2 separate regions of the Homo sapiens genome follow, and region 1 is linked to region 2. Evidence: chromatin loops called from intact Hi-C (ENCODE). Cell type or tissue: PC-9. All regions are shown on one strand. Links, peaks and the distances in the headings refer to the core of each region. The heading gives the core; the rest is flanking DNA.

Region 1 (5,370 bases), core at 299-5,298, 260 kb before region 2:
TGGGACTACAGGCGTGTGCCACTGTGCCCAGCTGTCTTTATAAGTTTTATTCTATGTGGGGTAGACACTGGCATTCGCTGAGGAGAAGATTAACATCTTTGGCTCTTAGCATTAATGCTAAAATAGTACCTCCCTTAGACTGGTTTCATCCATGGCCAGTATATGGCTCTCTGGGTCTCAGCGGAAGAGGTCTGAATGGAGTTCTAGTTACCACTAGGAAAATATGTGTTTTGTGTGAATTAGGTGGGGTGGGAAGAGGCTCCCCGGGGCACATCTCACTTCTTCCACTCTGACCGCACTGTTCCTCCTAGAACCTCTGGGGCCTGTGTGGCCATGGCTCTGTTAGTAGAGTGTGGGCAGTCATCCGGGATGACCTAAGACCACAGGGATGGACGTCCAGAGAATGCAGAAGGGTCTCAATCCAGCATCTCTTGAGGCCTGGAGCTGCCGCTTCAGTCTTACTGTGACTTGGTCAAGGAGCCAGATGTGTTGTAAGCAGATTAGGGAATCTTGTATTGGAAAAGACCTGGACACGGCTTCCTCCCTGTGGGTAGTATGGTCCTCTGGGGTGACTTGTCCTGCTGCTGGTGAGGTCACCCAGCCAGAGCCCCAGTGGCTCTCTCCAGATGTCTGCCTGGCCTGGCCTGGCCTGGCTCAGCACCATCCCTGCCCCAGGCTCACAGTGTCTTTGTGTTATGGGTTGGTCAGATCTCGCCAAGACAAGGAGATGGACTGGGCTGAATCCTTCAGGCAGCTGCATCGTCCCTGATGGGGCCCATTTGGAGGTTAGAGGGGAGGGATATGGTACTTACGGAGACTCTAGCTTGTGGGGGGTCTGGGAGTTGACCAGGCCAGTGAGGGCAGGGAAAGGGGCCTCCCATCGGGTCCCCACATGGACAGCAGCATTCAGACTGCAGGCCAGCGTCCACCTAGGGTTTCAGAGCCTCCTGCAGCCCCCGGAGCTGCTGGCTGCTGTTCTGATTGCCTCTGTACTGGTAGTTCCCTTCATGGAGGGCTCAAGGATGGGGGATGGGGAGAGGAACGGGGACCAGCAGCTTCTCTGTTCAATAGTCCAGATGTTATTTTGGGTCCGCAGTGGTTGGTGATGGCTCGCAGGTAGTAGGCAAACAGTGATGGATGAATGGGTGCAAGGATGGAAGGAGTAGTCAGTGCATGAATTGTGACCCTCTGCCCCAACCAGAAGATCAAAGGTGGTGTCTGCACATCAGCTGGTGGGACTTCCTTTTAAAATAAGGTCAATGGTGTCAGCCACCAAAGGGGTGGTGGCAGCAGCACAAAGGGAAAGTTTTCTGGGACCTTTTCCCTGCTGTTTATTCCTGGAGAGCACATCAGGTGGGAATCTCTCTTGTGCTGTCACAATGTCCGTCTTTCTGTTGGCCCATCTGTCCTTGCATCCTTCAGGCCAGGTGCCGTATTTGAGAGGGCGAACCAGCCGTGGCTTCGACCCTCAAGGAGATAAGGTGTCAAGGTTAGGATCTGAGCTGTCTGAGGGATGGACAAAGTGCTGATTTCCTAGAAAAAAGCTGGATGGAATGTGTGTGTTGCAGGACTTAGGTCAGGTTCTCAAGAAGACTTGAGGCAGATTTACATGCAGGAGTTTCAGTAGGGTGTGTGCTCCTGGGAGCAACCCCCGGGGAAGGAAGGAAGCAGCATTGCAATGCGGCCACCAAGGAGGCCTCGGCAGCGCCGTGGGGAGCTCTGAGCTGGGAGGGGCCTTCAGAATTGTTTGATTTGAGACAAGGGGATTGGTGGGCCGTTGATCCCCTCTCACCCCAGTCATTAGATGTGCACCCTGCACCCCTACTCTAGGCATAGCCTTGGGCACGGCAGCTCTCTTTGGCTAAGGGCGGTTCCCTGAGAGGGACTCAGCTATGAGCCTCTGCAGCTAGAGAGATTTGGGTGGTGCACTACAGCACCCACTCTAGAGAGTCTGGGGAAGAACTCTTTGCAGGGAAGAAGAGCAATCTTGATAGGCTGCATGGTGGAAGAGACATTTTAGTTGAGACTTGATGAGTGAACAAGGTTGTGATATCCAGGGATGGGGGAGCAGGAGGCGGCAGGTATGGGTGAACAATACGGGAAAGGCGTATTTAGAGATCGGCGAGGCAAGTTAACTGGGCCTGAAGTGAAGCCAGTGGGATGTCAGTCTGGATGCAGTCAGGGTTGGGATCCTGGAGCACTTTGCCAGGAGGCCAGTGGACTTCGGAATTGATTCCGTGTGCCATGTTGGAAAGGAGCTAGCCAGGGATTTTCGCTGTGAAGTGACCTCCGGCGAAAGCTGGGCTCTAGGGTGAGTGGTCCACTAGCTGTGAGTGGACGGATTTCAAAAGGCAGGGAGACTGGCTCTGGAGTGACATGGAGAAGACAAGAGGAACGTGATGGAGGGGCATCTCCAGGCCCTGGGAACCAATTAGATATGAGGGATGGGACATAGGGTGGAGCTGGTGATGGTGAGTGAGCCCTGTCCCTGGTTGTCCAGGGGCCAGGGAACCCAGGAGACTCGGAGGAGAGGGTGGAGAGGGGAGCCCGGTCTTGACTCTGTGGATGTGAAGGCAACAGTGCGGCCTCCAGGCAGGGCTGATTCAACGGGCAGGAGAGAAGAGAAGCCTGCCTAGGAAGGAGCCTGAGGCTGGATGGTGCATCTGCTCCTGGGGATGCCCACCTCGCTGCTTTTGCTCATCGAAGCTCCACCGGGCTTGTCTGTCTGTTTTATTTAGTGCTGAGAAAGCACATACCATGTGCCCGATGTTATCCTAAGTGCTTTGTACAGGTGAACCCAATTAATGCTCTTTCCCAGCCTACTTAGGTACCATTTTCATCCCCATTTTATAGTTGAGAAAAACAGAATATAGAGTTCAGATGATTCCAGAGGTCACTCAGCGTATGAATGGCTTATGACGTGGGCCCTAAGCAGGGCAGTGGTCTTTGAAGTAAGTTCTCCAAGGCTTCCTGCTCTTGCCAGCCAGTGGGTCCCTTGGAGAAGCTCCTAAGCCTGCTGGCAGCCTCTCTCCTTGTCACTCCTCATAAAAGACCCTACTACTGTCTGGTTTATGTTCACACCGTCTCTGCTTTCCAGATCACCCTCAATTCTGTTTTCTCTCCCTTAAGACATGAAGGGACCATATTACCCCTGTTATGCCTGCCCCTGGAGTCCAGGTTCACCCTTCCTGAAACCCAAACCATGGGCCTTGAGACCACCAATCACACCTAGAGAGCGGGAGTATTGGGGCCTACGAGACCAAGTAGCCGAACCTCTTTATTTTGGATGAAGCATCAGAGGACCAGAAGGGTGGTGCGATTTGCCTAGGGCTGCACGGTAGTTTAGGAGCAAAGTTGAGTCAAGAACCCAGTTTTGTTTTTATTGTTTGAAACAATTGAATTTTCAGTAATGGAATTTTTAACTAAATAATGTTATATCCTCATATCAGACTAACTTTAAAAATGACTTAGCGCTAGAGGCATGTATGTGGGCCTTTGGTATTGGTACAGTATCTCCCTTGGGTGGACACCTTATTGAACTCATTTTACATAGGAGGAAAGGGAGTCACAGAGAATAAGTAGCTTGGCCAAGGATAGTGGTGGTGAGAGGCAGAGCTGGATTCCAACCCAGGCAGTCTGGGTCTAGAATCACCACACTAAACAGAGCCTAACTACTTTGCTATACCGCCCCCTTCAGTGATTTTGGAAAGTTTTTAAAATTTATTTTTATTTTATTTGTTTATTTATTTTTGAGATGGAGTCTCACTCTGTCACCCAGGCTGGAGTGCAGTGGCATGGTCTCAGCTCACTGCAACCTCCACCTCCCAGGACCAAGCGATTCTCGTGCTTCAGCCTCCTGAGTAGCTGGATTACAGGCACACACCATCGCGCCCAGCTAATTTTTGTTATTTTTAGTGGAGATCGGGTTTCACCATGTTGGTCAGGGTGGTCTCGAACCCCTGACCTCAAGTGATCCACCCGCCTCGGCCTCCCAAATTGCTGGGATTACAGACATGAGCCACCGCGCCCGGCCTATTTTCATTTTTTGAGACAGGGTCTTGCTCTGTCACCCAGGCTGGAGTGTAGTGGCGCCATCATGGCTCACTGCAGCCTCGACTTCCCAGGCTCCAGTAATCCTCCCAGCTCAGCCTCCTGAGTAGCTGGGACCACAGGCACGTGCTACCACACCTGGCTAATTTTTGTATTTTTGGTGGAGATGGGGTTTCACCATCTTGCCCAGGCTGGTCTCAAACTCCTGAGTTTAAGCAATTCACCCACCTCAGCCTCCCAAAAGTATTGAGATAAGACGCATGAACCACTGTGCCTGGACAGATTTTGGAAAGGTATTCACAAAAATTTATACATAAAAAGAATCTATAGTTTGATTTTGTCTCATTTTAAAGAGAAACATATGCTTAGAAAACAAATCAACATATGGATACCAAAATGTTGATGGTGATGACCTCTGAATGGTGGGATGATGGGTGATATTTATTTTTGTGTGTTTTCCTGCATTATCAAATTGTATGTAGTGAGAAAGTATTATTTTTATCACTAGATAACTTCATAAGAAGTCTCTGCTCATGGCAGTGAAATGGGTAAAGTAGTGTTTGGGGGACAATACTATAGCTTGCAGTATTAGTTTTCTCTCTTTCTTTGCTTTCTTTGCTTTCTTTCTTTCTTTCTTTCTTTCTTTCTTTCTTTCTTTCTTTCCTTTCTTTCCTTTCTTTCCTTTCTTTCCTTTCTTTCTTTCTTTTTTTTTGAGGCAGAGTCTCATTCTGTCTCCCAGGCTGGAGTGCAGTGGCACAATCTCGGCTCACTGCAACCTCTGCCTCCCAGGTTCAAGGGTTCTCCTGCCTCAGCCTCCTGAGTAGCTGGGATCACAGGCACGTGCCACCACGCCTGGCTAATTTTTGTGTTTTTAGTAGAGACAGGGTTTCACCATGTTGGCCAGGCCGGTCTCGAACTCCTGACCTCAAGTGATCTGCCCACCTAGGCCTCCCAAAGTGCTGGGATTACAGTTGTGAGCCACTGTGCCCGGCCAGTTTTATTTCTGATTAGAGCCTGTAGCAGGGCATTGGAAGAGAGAGAGGTGACCAGGCAAATTCAGCAGTTACAGCTCAAATGAGACTTAGAACTGCGAAATCAGGAAGAAACTTGGAAGTCACCACCAGGTGGCAGAGGGCCCCTGTCTCTTTACAGGCTCCTGCACCTCTGTGCTTTGGAGTTTCAGGTAACAGTGGACATTTGGGGAGAAATACCTGGTTGGCAACTTCAGGGTTCCAGGAGAAGAGTCCAGAGCCCCGAGACAAAGTAGGGGTGAATGAAGAGGCAGGTTGGGGCAGAGGATATTTTAGAGGATCTTGACAT
Region 2 (5,370 bases), core at 268-5,267:
TGTAGGAGATCGGTCAGGGTGATGGGAAAAATGGTAGAAAGATGCAAACCTTCTTGGAAGGCCGAGAGGTTTTACAAAGCTTCAGAAAAGGATTTGGCTGAAAGCAGCCAGATTCTCTTATCTGGTGCCTGAAAGCTTAGGTTAGATAACAAGGGGATGTAAAGAAACTGATCTAGGTAAGTCCATTTACTTAGGCCTTGGAACCTGGCCTTTTAAAAATTTTATTATTATTCTTTAAGTTCTAGGGTACATGTGCACAGTGTGCAGGTTTGTTACATAGGTATACATGTGCCATGTTGGTTTGCTGCACCCGTCATTTACATTAGGTATTTCTCCTAACGCTATCCCTCTTCCAGGCCCCCAACCCCCAACAGGTCCCAGTGTGTGATATTCTCCTCCCTGTGTCCATGTATTCTCATTGTTCAACTCCCACTTATGAGTGAGAACTTGCAGTGTTTGGTTTTCTGTCACAAGGAACCTGGCCTTTAGTCATCCGCACAGGACTGCTCTCTCTGGGGAGGGCGACCATGCTGATTACCCACAAGTGTGTTGACTCAAAGCCTTTGTCATTAAACCTGTGCTGAATAAATGCCCACAGGGCCGGCTTGTTGAGGCCACAGCTGCTGACTCTTCACAGCACCCTCCTCGGGGTCTGTAAGTGGCCCATCCCCTAGCCTGCTCTTTCACTGGATACCTGTGTCTGAGTGCCTTCCTTCATCTGTCATTCAGCCAGGGTCTGCAGGTCGGACCTGGCAACCAAGTCTCAGACAGCAGGAACAGATCCAGGCAGAGGATCTGAGCTTCCAGAGGAAGAATGGGAGGCCCCTTTGGCCATCCTGAGCTAGCTCCATCTCTGGCTATGCTCCTCTCTGGCTCAGTGGCTTTCAACTCTTCTCTAACACCCAGGATCTTTGTGGTAGGAAAAAAGCATCCAATGGTTCTCTTATGCTTTCTCCTCAAGGACCACTTGACCAGAAGCCTGCAGCCTATCATCGGATGCATGGCCAAGGTTGGAACCATGACCCTATTGCCTCCATTCCAGGCAGAAATTGGACTCAACCATTTCCCATGCTCTGTTCTCACAGCCTTCTACTGGGTCCTTCTAGAGGGAGAAGCGACCTCAGGGAAGGGGATGCAAGGGTGCCTCAGGCATCCTTGTTGCCGACCCCAGATGGATATATATCCACCAGGGGTCAAGTGTAATTGCCTCTTCCTGAACCTCCACAGTTCAGAGCCTGGAGTGAATGTGTTACAGAGAACACTGCTAAGGCCTGGGACCCTCTCATGATATCCCAACAACCCAAGAGTATTCTAAAGGTTGAGTCCTTAGAAGAGAGAAGCCAGGGAGGTGCATGTCTGAGTTCCAACCCAATCTCTTGGAGGAGGAAGAAAGGGAGACTGAGCTTAGGAAGAGCATGGAAACTAAATGTGACAAATTCCTCTGAAGAGTCAACAGAGGAGAAAGAACCAGATAAAGCAGGAAGACTCCTAGACTCCTATTTACCCAAGAGGACTTGGACAACCATGTCTTCCACAGTGCCTACGCGTACATCAGTGTAAGACTTGAAGAGAACATGGACTTCTTTTGCAATGCAAACACACAGGTTTACTGGTATACATATTGTCCTCTGGGGTCAGGTGGCTGGGTCTTCTTCCTTTCTCTGTTATCTCAGTTCTACCTTCTAACTGTTGCTCTGATCAAAGGCAAGTTGTCTTTTTCACTGGGGTAAAAAATGGACTCCATTCCTCGTTTTTTTTTTTTTTTTTTTTGAGATGGAATCCAGTCTGTCGCCCAGGCTGGAGTGCAATGGCTCGATCTCGGCTTGCTGCAACCTCCGCCTCCTGGGTTCAAGCAATTCTGCTGCCTCAGCCTCCCGAGTAGCTGAGATTACAGGTGCACACCACCACGTCCAGCTAATTTTTGTTATTTTTAGTAGAGCAGGGTTTCGCCATGTTGGCCAGGCTGGTCTCAAACTCCTGACCTCAGGTGATCTGCCTTCCTCCGCCTGCCAAAGTGCTAGGATTACAGGCATGAGCCACCATGCCCAGCCCATTCTCCTTCTTAAGAGAAAAAAAATGTAGCAGAGACATGTCAATGAGTCATGCTATATGTATGAAGGAAGACTTAATTCTTGGGATCAGGTGTCTTTTTTTTTTTCTTTTTTTTTTTTGAGAACAAATGTTTCCCGTCAAAAAAGGAAGTATTTGCAGAAGAAGGACTGTTTAAGTACAGGTGACCTCAACTGTTGAGCCCCAGGCCTGGGGTCAGGCTTAGCAGCTTCTAAGTAAGAAATGATAGGATATTTGTAAGAGTCGCTACTGAAGAGTGTGCAGAGCTTTAGGAAACGGGACAGTCAACTAAGAGTCTGTCAGGCAGATGTGGAACTCACGTCTTTTCAAGTACAAGCCCTCCGGAGAATGGCCTGAGGAGGCTTCCACTTCTTTAGAAAACAGCAAGTCATTGGAACGAAAAGCACTTTTAGATTTTAGAAAGAACTCAAGTAACTACTTTCTGATAGCAATAGCAACGAACCAAGTTTACTCAGCAGAAATGAAACAAGATCATTTATCAGACTTGAATAATTCAGACAGCCATGCGTGTTTCATGGACAGGATTTTATTAAAATTGTACATAGATCTCATATTTAAATTAAAAAATGGACTTTTTTTCTAGTATCAAAATAGTTATTTTTAAAATACCTTGAAAAACTTTAATACAATTTTTAATATATTAAATATTCACCTGAACTCTCAGCCATTTATCTCCCATCTCTCTTTGCTAGAATCTTGCCTTACCATCACTATCATTCTTTTGTTTTTTTTTTCTTTTTGGCATCTTTAATGCTTATCCCAGAAAAGCATTAAAAATAAAATATTTTTCTTTAAGTCCACAATTTAAAAAAAAAAAAGAAAGAAAAAGGAAAAGCCATTGACAGTATTTGACATGACATTGAAGATTCTTATTAAACCAGCCTCATCTTGTTTGCCCACATCCAAAACTCTTTAGTAAATATCAGTTCTTGCCCTGAAACTGGTAATACTGACCCAATAGCATCCTCTAGTGGCCAAACTGTAGCAAAGCACCCAATGATGCAGGAAGGTTTTCGACCTTGGGTTATATGGACCTTGGGTGTTGGAAGTCTAGATATGGAGACCCCCCACCACAAAAAAAAAAAAATTTTTTTTTAGAGATTACAAGACAACGGGTTTCCTGGAAACCCATTCTCAACATGAGCTGCCTACAGTTGCTTGGCAAAGTCCCAAGAATGCCAGCGTCACACAATACTGACACGCTCCATCAAAAGCTGGACTCCGGTAAGGTTTTCTTTCGACCTAAAGAAAGAGTGTGATATTTGACTCTCTGAAAGGTGCCATAAGAAGCCTGCTCCCCTGGAACAGTCCTTTGTGACATGCCCAGTGCACTGCCTCTCGGGGCCCTGCTGGCTTTACGAGGGAGGCGGAGAGAGCTGGGGGCTGACCAGACATCCCTCTCGAGCCGGCTGCCCAGGCCCCTGGCCAGGCCCTCTGGGATCCTGAGGGCAGGAGGTGAGCCTGGAGCCTGCCCGTCCATGGCAGGGCTCAGCCCGCCACTCACCAGGGAGACGGGGGGCACCTGTGGAGAGACCTCTGCCCTCTCATTCCTCCTGTTCTCCTTCTTCCGAAACACGGACCTCAGAAGGGTGAGTGTCCCCTGCAGGGGTCTGTCTAGCTCAGAGGTGCCTCGGCGACTGTCTTTGCTGTTTCCAGAGAATCCCATATAGGGGGAGGGTGGGCTGCTTTTGCTTCCCATCTGGAAGCTCTCCTTCCAGTTCATGGCCTTCTGGCCCTCCGGTCGAGCTGGTTTCTCATGCTCCACTGAAGGCATCACAGTGAGAGGCAGGTCAAACTTTCTGGGAAGCTTGATGTCCTGCCCTGCATTTTCCTTGAGTTTCCTTGCTGTGTTTGGACCATCTGAGTTTCCAGGGGCCAGACAGTGGTTGGGTTGAGCCGAGGGACAGGGCACCCCGGCTGGACCTCTTTCAATGGCCCGCCCACCATCTTCGCTGTTAGCAGGAAGGGCGACGTTGGACCTCGGCGATGCTGACTTCTCATCCTCACCCGCAGTGCCCGTCAACAGCGACACAATGGACTGGCTCGTGGACCGAGGTCTTCGTCTGGATTCCAAGTACTCCACCAACTCGACGGAGGCACCTGGTGGTTTCTCCTTGGATCCAAAGGACCACCGCAGAGGCATGGTCTTGAATGGTCCCTGCTTGGCTCGGGAAGTGGTGGGTGCCTTCATGCTAATGCTTCTGCCTTTCACGCCCCGTACCAAACGCCTGGGCTCCAACCCTCCTGAAAGAGACAGAGAGACTGTCAGTGTACAAGCCACCCTACAGCTGAAATGCCAGTCATCTAACGTTCACTGAGCACCTCTGATGTGGGAGGCACTGTGCTGGGCACTGGAGACACAGCAGTGAAGAAGCCACATAGGGTTCCTGCCTTTGGGGAACAGCAACGGTTTCACCCACTCTTCCTCAATATCCACTTACACGTTTGAAGCCACAGGGTAAGCCAGTGCCAAAGAAGGTATCTACATGCCGGGCAGCACAGACACCTGGCAAAGCTCAGTCTCACGGGCATCTAGCCTTAAGAATGAACATCAGTTTCATCTATCTTTAAATATTCCTATGAAACGGAATGCCCAGCAAAAGTTCCTGCTTTTCTAGGTCATATTAGGTCCTTGTACCTTTCAAATGCAAGAATCTCAGATATCCTACCCTGGGCTAAAAAAGAAAAAAAAAATGGAATTAAAAAAATATGGTGAAAACCACAATTACTTTTGCACCAACCTATACAACTTGTAAAAATATATACACGTGCATGTATTATGCATGCATGTGAAAACATACAAATAAGAATAGAGAAATAGATGCCAAAAACAAGGTGTGGATAGGGCCATGGCAGTGCTGTTTGTGATGGATTTTTTTTCTTAATTCTTTCCTATATCTCCACATTTCTAAAAGGAACATATGTACAACCAAGGTTGTGTATTTTTGCTTAAGAAATTCTCAGTCTTGGGAGGCTGAGGCAGGTGGGTCACAAGGTCAGGAGTTCGAGACCAGCCTGACCAACATGGTGAAACCCCATCTCTACTAAAATACAAAAATTAGCTGGGCGTGGTGGCACATGCCTATAATCCCAGCTACTCAGGAGGCTGAGGCAGGAGAATCACTTGAACCCGGGAGGTGGAGGTGGAGGTTGCAGTGAGCTGAGATCATGCCACTGCACTCCAGCCTGGGTGACAGAGCAAGACTCCATCTCCAAAAAAAAAAAGAAAGAAATTCTCAGTCATCAGTCACTGTACCATTAAAATGCCTTGTTTTACAT

What was found. Peaks named below come from ENCODE experiments on the same cell type or tissue, not always from the same donor. Only the 100,000 strongest peaks of a DNase experiment are listed, where the experiment ranks them.
Region 1: it touches region 2 in a loop (18-fold over the local background); 1 of 110 quality-filtered maps calls a loop at or near these places.

What each region holds. Positions count from the first base shown.
Region 1 is chr17:9,982,168-9,987,537 of GRCh38, reverse strand. All of the region lies in intron 2 of GAS7 (growth arrest specific 7), which reads left to right. Among named protein-coding and RNA genes, the nearest start is that of RCVRN, 80 kb to the right of the region's middle. In PC-9, for the core only: a CTCF peak has its summit at 5,135 (motif pointing right); no DNase peak of the experiment used is centred there; H3K27me3 peaks cover 2,500 bases.
Region 2 is chr17:9,726,919-9,732,288 of GRCh38, reverse strand. It overlaps USP43 (ubiquitin specific peptidase 43), which reads right to left. Exons shown (of 15, transcript NM_153210.5): 15 at 2,602-4,335. The coding sequence ends at 3,299. Among named protein-coding and RNA genes, the nearest start is that of DHRS7C, 62 kb to the left of the region's middle. RefSeq lists enhancers at 3,663-4,163, 4,164-4,664. In PC-9, for the core only: a CTCF peak has its summit at 3,078 (motif pointing left); DNase peaks (open chromatin) are centred at 2,108 and 3,068; H3K27ac peaks cover 402 bases.